Regions from separate parts of the Mus musculus genome. Here region 1 is linked to region 2. Evidence: chromatin loops called from intact Hi-C (ENCODE). Cell type or tissue: left cerebral cortex. All regions are shown on one strand. Links, peaks and the distances in the headings refer to the core of each region. The heading gives the core; the rest is flanking DNA. Region 1 holds the start of Ppp1r3f (protein phosphatase 1, regulatory subunit 3F). Region 2 holds the start of Syp (synaptophysin).

Region 1 (7,948 bases), core at 1,009-6,008, 66 kb before region 2:
AGTATGAGCGACAACCCCAAAGCAGGAGTAACAGAAGGGATGTGGCGACAAGAGCTCGGGAGCAGAAACCAATATAAAGCCAGACTAGATGCTAACAGAGGCTGAAGCAGGCATCGGTGAGGGTGTGTAAGGGCCAGCCAGATTTTTGTTGGTCTTTATTTTTAAGAGGAATAGGATACTTCCTCAGAGTATAAAGCCAAGACACACCAGAAGGGCTCCTTCCCATATCAGTCCAATCACTGAGGACTCAAAACCTCTGTGCTCACCCAGAAGAGGGATTTAAAGGAATCTAGCTCACAGAAAACGCTGTTGAGCACAAATGAAACTATACAAAAATACTCAGCAAAGTGCCCAGCAAGGAAAGGGGGCTTGGCCACATATCACTTGGTAGGGTCTCACATAACCCTTGCCCCCTGGCTCTACCCCAAGCTCCTGGGAGTCTTAGGACCAGTCTGTGTCTTCTCTGCTTGTTCCTAGCACTGTGCTCAGCACATAACAGGCTCTACCAAAAATGCTGCTGATGGATTCTCTCTAAACCTACTGAGTACTGCAAACCTGGTCCTGCAAGCTAGGGAAAGCAGCCAGCTCAGCCTCTGGACTACATCCTCATGGCTGCCAATCATCTCTTCTGACCCTACCTGCCAAGGGCCAGCTGCACAGTGGGCCTGTGGCCAACGATTCTGAAGCCCTCTACAGCAGGCCTCCCACAGATAAGAAAAGGGATCCCCTGAGGTCCACCACCATTTCCCCAGAGGGCTGGATCACGGGGGGTAGCTATTCTTCAACAGCACTTCAAATCAGCAGCAGCACACAGGCCTTAAAACAATAATAAGTTGAAATGTATTTGCTAGGAAAGTCACCGACCTACAAAGAAAACCTTATCGCTGATCTAGCAGCGCACACCAGCCTCCCCTTTGCAAGAGCTGAGATCAAAAGATAAAGAAGCTATCAAAAAGCCATCTGCCCACTTAAAATAACATCTCAAGTCACGTTGGGAACCACAAACATGGGGCCAGCTACCAAAACAATTGTCTAAATGAACTACTTCAATTTCTCCTTAAAACCACCCATGTATTTTAAAAGAAAAACACCCTCTCCACCCACCTTGGCACGGCAAGGTTTTGATTTGTCTGTTCCCTTCCTTTCACATTCTTGAAAATGACCAAACTTCAGTACTCAACTGTCTTATCTTCCAGAAAGGGCTCCCACAACTGCCGATGGAATAAGAAGTGATTGAAATGCAGGCGATTCTGGGGGCACTGGAACTGGGTGGCGGCTACATACACATACATGTGCAATTCTTCCGAGCCATGCCCTCGGGGGTCAGTACCGTCCACTTGTGTATATCTCAATAAAACACGAAGCACACGTAACAGGTACAGGGGGGAAAGGAAGAACTAAGAGCGCCAACAGTGAAATGCGGACTTTGTTTTTAAACTAGCATCCCTAACATTTCCTCCCTGGCCTGGCTATTTACTAGCTGAGTGACTCTGAGCAAGCTCGAGCACCTCTCCGAGCCCCCCACCCCACCCCATTTCCCATGAACTAGGACTCAATATAGTGCCTACAGTCAACAGCACATTCAGCTGACCTCAAGAGGAGAATGTCCCTACCACTCTTAACAGAGATTAAGAAATGCTGCCCACCAGACCTTTTACAGCTACAATTATGCCTCAGTTACCTTCCCTACGGGTACTGCATCCAATTCAACCACACAATGGGAAAGCCATTCCTCTCTGACCAATGAGGAAACTGAGACAAGAGTACACAACAAAGCTGAGTTTGGGAAAGGATACATGGACTGTAGTGAGCATCTAAGCTTCGATGCTAATTACCAGCACTATGGCACTACTTGGAACTAGGCTCGATCCTGAGTGCTTCTGCTCATCCCGTGAGGTCTGTGCCATAACTTCCTGTTTTACAGATGAGGGTGTTTATCTACGGCACGATGCAGCTAAGAATTGGATACGGTCACACTAAAAAGTGGCAGGCTTAGGGTTTGAACCCAGGTAATCGAATGGCAGAATCTAAATGCTTCAAGGTCCATCCACGAAGAGCTAAACCTTTCACAGCCTAAGCCCTTACCACAACCAGCAGATCCCACAGCACCCTGCTCCATCATGCAGCTTCGAAGGGACAAAAGGGCAACCTCCCCTTCCCATTTCTCATAGGAGCAGGAAAATGTATGCATTTCATAGGGGCTCTAACTGACCCCGGGCATTAGGCCTAGCTGGAGCCCTTGACAAACGTATAGCCCTGGTAAAGACCTAGAAAAGCATTATATCAGTCAGTTTACAAGAGGTGTGCAAAAAAAAAAAAAAAGAAGAGCGATGTGACCTTCAAGTCCGCTTCTCATCTGTTTCCGCCTCTGCCAAGGCTAATGTTTTTATGTGAGAATAGAGCCTCGCTCCCTAAACTCCACTGGAGGCCTCAGACTACCAGAGGAACAGTTTTTAAAAAAAAGGATGCATAGACTTCAAAGCCAGAAATGGTTGAAACTAAAAAGCCAAGTACCACCACTTCCTCAACCAGTTTCTCTAACTCTGGCTTCCTGCTGTGGCAGATAGGAATCAGACTGACTCCCCACGCCGGGAGACCCTTAGTCCACACCTTCGCACGTCATGTTCTCTCCACTCCAGCACACTGGCTGACAGTCATACGAAACCCAGAACCACCTCAGGACTTTGCTGTCCCCACTATCTACATCTACCTCCCCTGTATGTGCATCACTGCTCCGTACCACTCTGGACTCAAGTTTAAATGCCACCTCCTCAGAAAGAGTCCTACCTGGTCCAAACTCTACCAACTCGCTCGTCCATAACTCTTCGTTATCACCGTCTGGGACTCTTCACAAGAGCTCACCCTCAACACGTCTGCAGCAGCCACTCCCTCCAGAGCCTTACAGTATTTTCCTCTCAGCACTAACCTTAGCCCTATTTATCTTATCTGCTTGTTTGCTTTTGCATTCTGTTTCCCAGAGGAGCCTTTGCGGGATGGTTGGGGACAGGGAAGGTGTCTGTCTTGTTCAGGGCCTTATAGTGGAACTCAATAAATGGATGATACCCCAGAATTTAAAACAGTGCCTAGCACATGTTTGGCCTGCACTACTCTTTGACCGAATGCACCCTCCTGCCTGTCCTGGAGAGCAGGCCTGGGGGAGGGGGAAGTGCTGGGATGGGAGGCTTCTACATCCAGCCCTGTGTTGGTGGAGGTGGCGCTGGCAGACATTACCTGCGCCTCACCGGCTTCATGCAGCTCTTCAGCTGCCTGGCCTCAGCCTCCACAGGACCCTGGCACTCAGGCTGTGGCTCCAGCTGCTGCAGCTGCTGCTGCTGGGGCAGCCCTTCGGCATCAGTGGGTGTGGGAGCGGGTGCGATCCGGAGCAGGACAGTGTAGTTGCGGCCATGGTTGTTGGCCCAGAAAGTGCCCTCGGGGGTCTCATAGCGCACCACGAAGTCGAGGCGCGCCCCATCGCTCGCGCCCTCAGCAAAGGGCAGCTGGAAGGCAAAGCGGTCAGTGCAGCCACCGTCGTCGGGTGAGGAGGCTGACATCTGGCCAGGGCCCAGGCCTAGCCCGGGATCCAGGAGGGGATCTCCTGCTCCTGTTCCTCCCACTCCTGCCCCAGGCGGGCTGCGTGGGACATAGCGGGCTGGGTGGTCGCAGAAGGTAGCCCAACCGTCGTGTGAGGCCCGCACGTGCACCGCCTTCTCGAAGGAGCGGTTCAGCACGCGCACCAACCCGCGCACCACTGGCGGGCGTCCCCCAGGCACCCACACCCCGGAACCCCCGGGAACCGCTCCAGGAGGCGGCAGCAGCGCCTCCAACTCCACCATCACGCGCCCCAACCGCTCCAGACGGCCCAGCGCGGGCGGCAACGAAAATGTGGGCACCAGGTAAAACCCCCCGCCAGCGGGAACGGGGCACGGCGGAGAGGGATCGGGAAAAGCCTCCTCTTCCTCCTCCCCTTCATCCCCATCCTCGCCATCGTCTTCCTCATCAGCCCCGCCACCGCCGCCATCTTGCCCGGTCGCCGCCGCCATCTTGCCCGCCCCGGGCCCGCCCCACGGCCGGTAGCGGCGTAGCTGCGCCAGAGGCAGCCCCAGGGCCTCGTCAGCGAACAGCACCCTCCGCGGGGCCACCGCCGCCTCAGCCGAGGCGCGGGGCTCTCCCGCAGCCGGCGACGGGGGCGCGGGATGCCGCAGCGGTGGCTCCACAGGGGCCGTGCGCGCCATATCGGCGGCGGCGGCGGCGGCACCGACGGCACCGGCGGTGGGACCGGCGGGGGCAGGGCCTGAAAAGGCGGGCAGCCAATGAGAAAGCCAGAACAGGGGGGTGGGGCTCCAGTGGAGCGTAGGCGGTGAGCTAGAGACAGGTACGGCCAACAGCCAATGGACAGCCACGCGGGAGTGACGTACAGGTGATTGACAAGCAGGAGAAGCTAGCAACCAATGAGGACGCCCGCGCGTGGGCGGGATGGAAGGCGGGATGATAACGGAATCAATGGAGAGGCCTGAGTAGGGTTAATGCGGGCCCGAAGATGTAGCAGCAGGAGTATGACAATTAGTGGGAAAGTCTGAGCACGAAGGGCATGGTAGGCGGCGGGAAGATGAAATGGCTACAAGCAATGGGGGCAACGGGGAGCGAACCCAGAGGTCCAAAAACTGGGAGATCCGCAGGTTGCGTAGGCGGTGAGACGTAAGACAGATAAAATGAACAGCCAATGGAGAACTGCACGCGAATGATGTAGAGACAGAATGACGATAATAGTTGCAATGAGCCAATGGAGGAGTCTAGTGAGCGCACACTATGGCTTCAAGAGGTGGTAACAAGGTAGATCTAGCCAATACAGAGACTGAACAGAGACGGGAAGGCTGTGTGTGAGCAGACATGGAGGCGGGGCTGTAGCGGGCGGGGGGGGGGGGGAGCACTAAGGCATGTGAGGAGTGAAGGTGGGAGCGAGAAAGAAATGGGGATCCAGGGTGAAGGCTGTTATATCTCAAAGGACAGTGCCAGTATGGGATTAACCAAAGCTGAAACTAGAGAAATGTAGCCAGAAGGAAACTTTGGAGGCAAGATGGGAACTCATACCCACGGATGGTAGTGTAGGTGCTGTGAAGGAAAGCATGAGTAGCCAATAAATAGGCTGAGTTGGAAGAAGGTGCATAGGCTGAGCCTGAGCTATTGAGTGATTGAGCGCAGAATCAGAATTCATTCAACCAGTAAGATCGGACCTCTGGGGAATGGCTTTACCTTTCCCTAATCTTCCATGACTCCCCATGGCTCCACGAATACCCAGAGCCCCTAAAAGCCCAGACTGCACCGGATTGTGAGACCAAAGCAAAACAGTTCTATCAGTTACTGGGTGTGTCCTGCTGGCCCCACACCACCACACACACCTCCCAGCCTTATTGTGACCAATGCAACTAGCCATGAACGTTCTTAACTGTTCCTTAAAGTCCCCAGTTGAGCATTGATGTTCTTCAGGACTTGGCACTATTGCATGAATCAATCGCAAAATAGGAAATAGAACCTTTTTGGAAGAATTAGCTTTTTCCAACTCACACTTAGCACACATTGACTGATAGTATGTCATCACAAGCTTATCAGCTAATGTACATTCAAATCAGAGTCCTGCCCTTCTTGCTCATTTTGACACTTTGCACCCCACAGTGGCTTTCTTCTCCCCCCCCCCCACTTTCCCAATCTCCTCTGCTTAGAGTGCTGTCCCATCTGTTTCTTTCATCTAGTGAATTCTTTCCATTCTCCCTCTGAGATGGCACCTCCTATGGGAATGACCTGGACTTTGCCATCGTGTTCATTCACATATCCCCCACTCCCATTTACTAACTTAGTAAGACTTAGTGTTTGCCATATGCCAGGTTCAGGGAGTGCTTTTATCTAACCCTCATAAGACCCCTAACAGGAAGGCCCCCACAGTCTCTCTGCTCCTCCTGTCTGTGTCCAGGGTCATGAAAGGAATATGTCCAGCTACAAGTAGCAGAAGAATAATGGCATAATGAAGGTAGAACTTTTTTTTCTCATCTGAAAGTTCAAGGCAGCAAGTGCTCTCAGGACTCCATCCTATCTGCCCATTTTGGGTATCAACTGTGCCCCGGTCTTGCCTCAGAGTCTCATTCTTCAGCAAATCCTGCAGGTTATCTACCCAACGCATTTTCCAAGCAGGATATGGTGATGTATGCCTGTAATCCCAGCACTCAAGGGGCTGAGGCAGGAGAATCACGGAATTCCAAGCCTAGGCTACAAGTGTGACCTTGTCTAAAAAATAAAAAGGGTTAAGTGTAGCTCAGCGGTAAAAACCACTTCCTAGAAAGTGCATGGGCCCCATCTCTAGCATCATTTTTTTTAAATCCCAAATCCACCTTTTCACTACCACTCCATCAACAGGACCAGCACCAGTCCCAGTCCCCTGGACTACTGTAGTCACCTCCCCCTGGTTGGTCTCCATCCCATGTTCTACCCCCTATTCCATATTCAGCCATCTAAGACATCCTCTTAAGTCCTAACAGCAATGTCTCTCCTCTGCTCCCAACACCCTCTGGCTTCCTCTACACTAAGAGGAAGAGCCAACCTTCACCATGTCGTAAGCGCACAAGCCAGCTAGCCCCGTCTGACCTTCCTCCTGTTCTCTCCCTTCCAGTCATGTCACTCCAACCACACAAGACTCCTTGCTGACCCTGTACATATCCAGCACACTCACCTCAGGACACCCACACTGACCCTTCTCTCCTGGATCTGCAGATCTCCCCATCACTCTCTTCTTCATCTATGCCTGCTCTTTGTCAAAGATCCCTTTCCCTGGGAATGCTCCCCCTGACCTGTTAAATCCTGCCCCATTCACCATCAACTCCTAGCCCTCCCAGTTTGCTTCCCCAGGAACCTACATGAGCCAATATAGTAATGGTGGAGAGGAAATACCACCCTCTGACAAGCAAAACCCTAGCCACCATGCTGCAAAGACCCTAGCTTTACACTTCAGTAACCTTAACACTCCCGCACCCACAGCCCCATTCAAATAGCCTCCTGGAAACCTGTGTCACTTACCCCTCATTTACTTATCCTGCCACCTCTCTGACCAAGTTTTCGCAGAATGGCAGGAAGATGGTGACGAGGATATAAAGGAAGATGCAGACCAAACCATGGACCCTGAGAAAATGAGTACCTATTCCAAAAAGAGACAGGTGACAGGGCAGGGGACTAGAACTGTCTCAGAGACATAGAAGATACAGGGACTAGTTGGGCCCAAGTGTACAGGGAGCAGGGACCATTAACTTTGGGGCATAGCTACAGTCAGCTGCCCATTACCTGTTAGGTATGCTCTTCACCCCTCCCCTATTCCCTCCCACACACAACCACAACTGTTAAGCTCCTAAGATCCATGCAGACCTCCAAAGTAAGAGGACCTCATCCCACCTCTGCCCCTCCCTCCCTCTCAACTCAGGACCTCCCCCGGCTTCCAGGCACCACACAGGCCATGTTTGGTCTTAGATGTGTCCCACCAACTTAGAAGCCCCAACCAGTGAAAGTTTTGCTTTGAACTAATGATAGGAAGGGTTGAGGGTTTTTTTTTTTTAATTGTTGTTGTTGTTGGCTGGTATTTTTGGGTCTTTTTTTTTTCTATTCACTTTGTTTTCCCCTCTTGTCTTTATAAAGCCAAGCCATCAGTTCCAGTCTTGTTATTTCCAAAAAGGTGAGTTAAGATGAGGAAAGTCAGTCTCTTTTTTGTTGTTGTTGTTGGGGCGGGGGGAGGTGCTCAGAAGATAGCCGAAAGGGACAAAAAGTGCAAATGAGGGAAAGAGCAAAGGAGTGTGGGAATTGTTTACTAGGTTAGCATCATGTGAATAAAAACGTATTTCTACTTTCTCTTCCTCAGGCCTGAAGCCAGTCTTGCAAAGAGGTGGTGGTGGCCATGCAGTTGGATACCTGGAAC
Region 2 (7,948 bases), core at 1,403-6,402:
CAACAGCTTCTATCCATCCCTTATTGCATCCCTCAGCCACTGCCCACACATGAGTATTTCCAGAAACCAGGACAGCTAGGCCTGATTATTCAGCGTCAGGGAAGGAGGGAGGAGGTGGAGGAGAAAGAGACAGCAGCCAAAAAAAGCTGGAGACAGAGTGGAGGTGCGGGGAGAAGGAGGGCACTGGGCAGATAAGAGGAAGTAAAGAGAAGAGATACTGTTTGGGTAGTAAGGAAAGGAAGAGACATCACAGAGGCTCGATCGGATCAGTGCAAAGGACAGGCTGTAGAAGATTCTTGACAGAGCAAAGGCCTAGAGGTTGGAGCTGACCTGGAGGCTTAAGCAGACGTGTCCCCTGCACAGCATCAAGAATTTCAGAGATGGTGAATTAGTATCATAAGTGTCTCCCATTTCCCACCTCTGCCTGAGAAAGGCAAGAAAAGTCTAAATCCATTGGTAGAAATTCTAGATGACAGCATACAGTGGTGCTTCTAGCTCCGTGGAACCCATTCCCAGCCCCCACCCCCTTGGTCCTCCTGAAACGCCTGAGAGTCGTTCCCTCCCTACGCAGATGCACGGGATCTTCCTTCTGCTTCTTGTTCTGCCTTTGGGGTATCATTCACTCAAGGAAAGTGTACTGGGCATTTAGTGTGTGCCAGGCACCTTGCTAACGGTTTTCCCTCGGAGCAACCTGGGGAGACTTGGACATATGACAAGAGTTATCCAAAGTGGGAGTCGGTTCCACTCCACAGGGATTGAAGGTAGCACAGCAAATGATGCCAAACGGGATCACCAGTGGGGAGTGTCTGAAGTAGAGCCCTCCTCACTCGTGAGACAGGCAGTTCTTATTTCTATCTCTTGAGTCAACCAAGCCAGAAAATTTGAGGGAAACCACAATCAAAGACTAGGACTCAAACTCAGTTACACAGGGACTTGAAACAAAGGCTTGGAGCAGTTGGGCTAACGTCTGGTGAAAGCGCAAGTTAGAGCGGAAGCATAAAATCCACTGAAAACTAAGGTTGGGGGCTCTACCATGCAGTCCTGAATGCTAGGCTCTAAAAGCACGGGGAACCATAGGAAGGCATTGAGTAAGGTAGTGACACAGTTAACTGTGCATTTTAAATAGATGCTCTGGTGGTATGCTGAAAACAGAATAGAGGGAAAGAGACTGGAGATGCTAAAATTAGCAGAAACGATGGTTACCTTAGCAGGGAAGGTAAAGGGGGAAAACAGTGAGAAGTCAATGGCTTCCAAAATAGTAAAATGAACCCTATTCTAAGTGCACTGTAGTTGATTATCTGTGGGGGGCAGGGGAGGTAAAGGCAGGGTTTCTCTGTGTGTAGCCTTGGCTGTTCTGGAACTCACTCTGTAGACTGGGCTGGCCTCAAACTCACAGAGATCCACCTGCTTCTGCCTCCTGAGTGCTGGAATCAAAGGCGTGTGCCACCATCACCTGGCAATTATCTTTTTTTAACCAGCACAATCATACACATAATATTTTAAAACATTTTACATGTCCAAAATCAAACAGGAGTAAATATTAGAAATGAGATTCAAACAACCGAGAGCTAAAACGCAAACAATTGGGAAGTATCTATTATATACTTGTGTTTTGTAAATAAATATGGGAGCCAGGCATGGTGGCACATGCCTTTAATCCTAGCATTTTGGAGGCAAAGGCAGGCAGATCTCTATAAGTTCGTGGCCAGCCTGATCTATACAGAGTGAATTCCAGGACAGCCAGGGCTACAGAGAGAAACCCTGTCTCAGAAAAATAAAATAAAATAAAATAAAATAAAATAAAATAAAATAAAATAAAAGGTACAGGGGCTAGGGAGATATCTCAGAAGGTAAAAGTGATGGCCAAGCCTGAAGACCTGAGATAGATCCACAGGACCAATGTGGTGGAGAGAACTGACTCCCAAAAGCTGTCTTCTGACTTCGACTTGTGCACCCACACATACACACAGTAAATAATTAAATGTTAAGAAAAGTATAAAAGCCAGAGCTAGCCGGGCAGTGGTGGCGCACACCTTTAGTCCCAGCACTTGGAGGCAGAAGCAGGCAGATCTCTATGAGTCCGAGATCTACAGAGTGAATTCCAGGACATCCAAGGCTACTGAGACAAACCCTGTCTCAGAGAAAAAAAAAAGCCAGAGCTCACATGATGCAGAGATAACATGCCAGCACCTGGGCAGGGGAGGAAAAAGGATAAGCTGAGGATAAGGTCATCCTCAGCTGCCTGGGAAAGGCATGGCCAGCCTCAGGCTAAGTGAAATCCTATCTCAAATATACAGCCGGGCAATGGTGGCCCACGCCTTTAGTCCCAGCACTTGGGAGGCAGAGGCAGGCGGATTTCTGAGTTCGAGGCCAGCCTGGGCTACCAAGTAAGTTCCAGGACAGCCAGGGATACACAGAAAAAAACCGGCCTCAAAAAAAAAAAAGAAAGAAACAAACAAACAAACAAATAAATGGTATCCAGTCAAATGTTTCCAAATTCAAGCAACAGAAGGGTATAAAATGGTGATTTTAATCTCAACTATATTTTTTCCCTTGCATTTTGTAACATGGCAATCATCACTGAGGGTGCTGGGCCTAGTTTTAGTATCATGAAAGAAGGTAAGTAGTCTGTTAAGAGACAGCAGAACCCACACAGTGAGATGAGAGAACCTATCTGGCAGGTAGTCCTCTCCTCACACTTATACAGGATTGCCCCTCCCCTTCCCTCCGTCCCTCTCTCTATGCTAAATAAATGTATTGTTAAAAGAAAGGGAGCTATCACACAATAAATACATGGATTTTTAAAAGAGGGCCAAGGAATAAACAGAAGGTAAACTATATAGTCGGCTATAATTTGACCAAGAAGAAGAGAAAAAAAATGAGATGGTTAGAGTTTGGATGTGCTTAAAATGCAGGTTTTCCAAAAGGAACCCTCTAGACCTTGAACTGTCTTTAAACTGTGGAGACGTTTAAACTGCAAGGACTCTGAACACTGCCATTACCTAGCTGTGTGACCTTGTGCAAGTCACTTAATCTCTCTGGAGACTCATTTTCCTCATCTGTAAAAACAGGACTAATAGTCACTGCTACATAGGGATTAAATGAGAGAACACACTTAACAAACAGGACTCAGGTTGGCAAAATGTCATCCGGTAGAACTGAGCGGTCCTCTTACCACCCCCCTCCCCCAGAGCTACCTGTTTTCTAAAAGGACCCTTCGCTCAGAGACCCAGAGTCTCTAGCCTCCCGAATGGAATGGCCGCAGGCGAGTTGGGGCGGGCGAGGAGTATGGGGCGGGGGGGAGCCATGGTGCGCAGGCGCTTGCTCAAAAGATAGGCAGGGTGCAAGGGGCGTGGCTGCCGCCGACTGGGCTGTTCCGACGATCGCGCACCGCCCCCGCCGCTCCCCGCGCCCGCCCTTGCTACCAGGCACCTTCCGCCCCCCGCATTGCTGATGCTGCTGCTGGCAGACATGGACGTGGTGAATCAGGTACGCGCTCCAGCACCGTGGACAGAGCCCGGCGCTTGCAGAAATCTGGGTGGCTTTGGCCCTCGAACCCTGAGAGGTGGTGGCGAGGGGAGCAGAGATACGGTCGCTGGAGCTGGGGCTGGGGCTGGGGCTGGGGCTAGGGGTCTGCAGCAGGCAAGGGGAAAGGGGGAGGTGGAGAAAAGGAGTGCGCTCTTTGCCGCAGCGAAGGCTGTCCTCACTGCCGCAGAGGGGGCCTCCAGATGCCCCAAAAGAACTGTCGACCTGGAGGGGGAAAAGAGAGATTCGGGTCTAGGAAGAGGGCAAAGGGGTAGAGAAGGGGAGGGGATAATGAAAAATGACTCGGGGGGCTGCAGATGAGCTAGGAAATAGAGCGACAGAAGGTGTGGGGGCGGGGTGGGGGAGGGTTGGCACCCGCCCCTCCCAAAAAGAATGCACCCCGGTAGATGACGACCCTTTCACCCCCGGAGCAGATCTAGAGGAGGACGATCCAATTTTGCCTCTCCAAAAAACCCCAGACTCCTCGTTCTCAGCGCATGTCCAGTAAACCCATGCCCCCAGCTCTTTCCCACCTTAAGAGATCACCTCCGCCATCTCCCTCTTCTTCGTCACCTCAAAATCGGCTTTCTCCCTAACCGGTAGCGACCCCTCCCCATCCCCATCTCCTCAGACACAACCATCGTCATCTGACTCACCTTTACCACTGCAGACCTCTCCCCTCTGCTGTTGTGACTCACCTTCAGCACTTGGTGCCCCCTCCCCCACTCTAATGAACCCCATCTTCTTCCACTCAACCTTTTCTCCAATCTGACTCACCTTTAAGCAGTTCAGACCTTCCTTCGCTAACTAGTCTGGACCCCCATCTATTTTCTACACCCAACCTCCTCTGCCATGTGACTCATCACCTCACACTTCACCACTCCTGAGCCCTGGGGGTGGGGGGCTGCTGAGACCCTGATGTTTACTCCGTCCCCAAAGTGTCGTTTTTCTCCTCCTCACTCCCTCTCCATATGTCACCCACTCCCGGAGGGTCACATGTCCTATCCCCAGGGATCATTGCTTGGCAGCCTGGCCCCTCACTTCCATCCCTATTTCCCACACCCCTTCCCCTCCCCACTGTTTTTCTCCTCAGCTGGTGGCTGGGGGTCAGTTCCGGGTGGTCAAGGAGCCCCTTGGCTTCGTGAAGGTGCTGCAGTGGGTGAGTGTGGTCCGGGCTATAGGTGGGGGAAGTACAGGGGGAGATGGTGGTGGTGATGGGCTCCAGCAAAACAGAGGGGTGAGGCAGGAGGCGTCCTACTGAACTGGTGGGTGGAACGACAGGGGTGGAAGGAGATGAGGGAATTGGGCTCCAGAGTAAGGTCCCAGGGATTTAAGGACAGGGAACAGAAGGCTATGACGTCACATAAGGCCGTGGGTACCCCTGTTGTGAAGTGACAGAGTGTGACGTTCTACCTCCTCTCTTGAACTAAAGGAGGAAAGGATGGGAGGTGGAGCCTGAAGCCCTGACTGCTGAAAGAGAGATGCAAAACCAGAAAAATCCAGAGACAGCCAAGGAGACAGAGTATGAGAGGCAGGGGACGGTGGTAATGGCAGTGCTGAGTAAAAGAAATGAGAGCCAGGGAGCTGCTCTCAGAGCAGGAAAATGTGTAGGGGAAAGAAAGGCACACACAGATATAAGGAATCTCAAAAGAGAAAACAGAAGGCAACAGACAGAAGGCACAAGGGAGCCAGAGAACCAGAGAGACCTTGTGAAAGACTTAACAGACAGACAAGCAGGGCAAGAAACAGGCGCGGGAGGGAGAGGGAGAGAGAGAGAGAGGGGAGAGAGAGAGAGAGAGAGAGAGAGAGAGAGAGAGAGGAGAGAGGAGAGAGAGAGAGAGAGGAGAGAGGAGAGAGAGAGAGAGAGAGAGAGAGAGAGAGGAGAGAGGAGAGAGAGAGAGAGAGGAGAGAGAGAGAGGGGGGGGAGAGAGGAGAGAGATTAATGGGGAAAGTGTGTATGAGAGAGGTGGAGAGCATGCATAAAAACACACAGATACTGAGAGACAGAGATATAGTGATCATGAGAGAAAGGGGAGGGGAGAGGAGAGAAAACGAATAGAGGAAAGAGGAGGAAAGGCGAGGCGGAGGGGAGGGAAGGAGAAGCCAGAGCACCTAGAGGTAAAAAAACGGAGAGACACAGGGAAAGAGAAACAGCCACACCCCTGTAATCAGCTTGTGCTAGGACCCGATGAGCCCTGATTAGAGGGGTGGGGGTGGGGACCTCTCCATCTGCTACTGTCTGTGCTGCCCCCCCTCAATCTGTCCAGAGGAGGGCACTCCCTCCCACATGCATACAGGCTCACTACAGCCATCCACCTCCCTGCTACCCAAGGTCTTTGCCATCTTCGCCTTTGCTACGTGCGGCAGCTACACCGGAGAGCTTCGGCTGAGCGTGGAGTGTGCCAACAAGACGGAGAGTGCCCTCAACATCGAAGTCGAATTTGAGTACCCATTCAGGTGTGCCCCTGCCCTGGTATCCTGAGACCTGGGAGAGGCAGGGGCAGGGTGGGTCAGAGCAGTTCTTCCCAGAGTCCTTTGCACAGCTCACACCTTTGAGGCCACCGCCCCTGGGATTACTTCCCGTGCACCGAACACTTTGCTGTGTAGCTGGCACAGCTCTGGCTTCTATGACAATTGGTGTGCAAGCTAGACACAGGGTGTCATCCTGTCTGACTATATTCTGGCAAAGGGTAGTAATAGAGGACAGGAAATAAGTAAGATTCATAAGTAAATGACAGGGCTGGGGTTGGAGTCTGTGGTAGAGAGATTGCACAGCAATGGGTTCGGGGGGTGGGGGATCATGGATGAGAGAGCATCACCTTAAAGCAGTAAATGCTCAATTAATATTAGTCACTCGGCACAATGGCAAGTTCTTGTAATCCCAGCACTTGGGAGACTATGCCAGAATTGTAGTGAGTTCCAGGCCACCCTTGGATACAAAGTGAGATCCTATCTCAAACTAAAGAGGGTGCTCTGCAGATAAAGGCACTTGCCACTGAGCCTGACAACCTGAGTTTGATCCCTATGTCACATGTGGTACAAAGAACAGACTTCCCTGCAAATTTTTCTCTGACCTCCACACATGAGCTGTGACATACATGCACCTACATACACACAGGTATGCACCCATTAAATACATAAAATGCAATCTTTAAAAAAAACGCTTTAAAATAATATTAATTAACATCATTTACTTCTCAAACAGACCAAGTTCCCTCTCCTCATAGCTCTACATCAGAACAAAGAGGATAACTGCAGATACAGATAAATACTAGAAGCATATCTTCATGCAGGAGTTTTGCTAGAAAACAATGAGGGTACTATATAGATGTGGGAAATCAAGGGACCAAATTAGATGTCCCTGAAAGTTCCCCACCATGTACCAGGCACTATGCTAAGTACTAGGTATACATGAGTAAGGACAAACTGCAAGAGTCACTATCTCCTAAGGATGAGGAGACAGACCCATGGTTTCACTTAGCTTTCCTTGACTACCAGACTAAATCATATAACAGTTAGGGTCTTAACGTCCTCATTTGTAAACAGAGAAAATACTGATGCCCTCCAGGTGACGGAACATTGCCACTAAGGTGACACTTGTAAAGCACTTGGTGCCAAGTCTGGGACACGAGAAGTGCTCGGCATAAGCTTGTTAAGTATAAGAATTCAGATTTAGGGAAGAGTTGGAATCTGGGACTTGGGGAACACCAAGGATTAAACGGAGGCCCAGAATGTCGCACACTAGGGAGAGGAAAGCCAGCTCAAGCTATGAGCAGTGATAGAAACAGGAAATAATAGAGGAGAACAGCCAGGAGTATCCAGGTTCACACAAGCCAGGAAGAAAAGAGTTTGGAAACTGAGGGTATAGCTCAGTGGCAAAGCACCTGTCTAGCATGCCCTGGGTTGTACCCCCAGTACTTTGGAGGAGGACAAACACACACACACACACACACACACACACACACACACACAGTGGGGAGTGAAGGGTAATCAGCAGCATGAGAGCCAGCCTTTTGAGAATTCACAAGGTCACAAAAGCCTTCCATGAACTCCCCCTAGAACCTTCCATGCTCAGAACCATTGCTATGCAAGGACATCAACCTGAGGCCAGAGCTAGGGGCCCCAGACCAGTTCCATTCTGCCCACACATGAGCCCCCCCATCACAGCACAGGGAAGGAAGGCCATTGTCTTTGAGTACCATCCCAGACTGTCCCTCACACATCCTGATCCCTCCTATCCCTTCTGTCCTTTCCTATTTCACAGCTGTTTGGCTTCTCTGCCACGCATGCATCTGTCTTCTCTCTCAGGCACCTAAAGCATGACATAGAAAACAGCCAACATGATTTAGGAGGGCACAGGATGCATACAGAAGTTCTGTCCTTTCTCTACTAGCTGCATGACTTCATACAAGCAAATGCACTT

Evidence for each region. Hi-C counts contacts between places; a loop is a spot of excess contacts. Peaks named below come from ENCODE experiments on the same cell type or tissue, not always from the same donor. Only the 100,000 strongest peaks of a DNase experiment are listed, where the experiment ranks them.
Region 1: it touches region 2 in a loop (4-fold over the local background); 8 of 42 quality-filtered maps call a loop at or near these places.

What each region holds. Positions count from the first base shown.
Region 1 is chrX:7,570,017-7,577,964 of GRCm38, forward strand. Ppp1r3f (protein phosphatase 1, regulatory subunit 3F) reads right to left here and starts at 4,265. Exons shown (of 4, transcript NM_138605.3): 1 at 3,232-4,265. The coding sequence starts at 4,232. It overlaps Flicr (Foxp3 regulating long intergenic noncoding RNA), which reads left to right and starts at 3,584. Exons shown (of 3, transcript NR_029473.1): 1 at 3,584-3,893; 2 at 7,672-7,708; 3 at 7,892-7,948. In left cerebral cortex, for the core only: no CTCF peak of the experiment used is centred there; DNase peaks (open chromatin) are centred at 1,046, 3,834, 4,048, 4,400 and 2 more places; H3K4me3 peaks cover 2,057 bases; H3K27ac peaks cover 1,398 bases.
Region 2 is chrX:7,635,240-7,643,187 of GRCm38, forward strand. It overlaps Syp (synaptophysin), which reads left to right and starts at 3,341. Exons shown (of 7, transcript NM_009305.2): 1 at 3,341-3,489; 2 at 4,619-4,684; 3 at 5,858-5,982. The coding sequence starts at 3,454. In left cerebral cortex, for the core only: no CTCF peak of the experiment used is centred there; DNase peaks (open chromatin) are centred at 3,394, 4,111, 4,314, 4,922 and 2 more places; H3K4me3 peaks cover 3,135 bases; H3K27ac peaks cover 2,577 bases.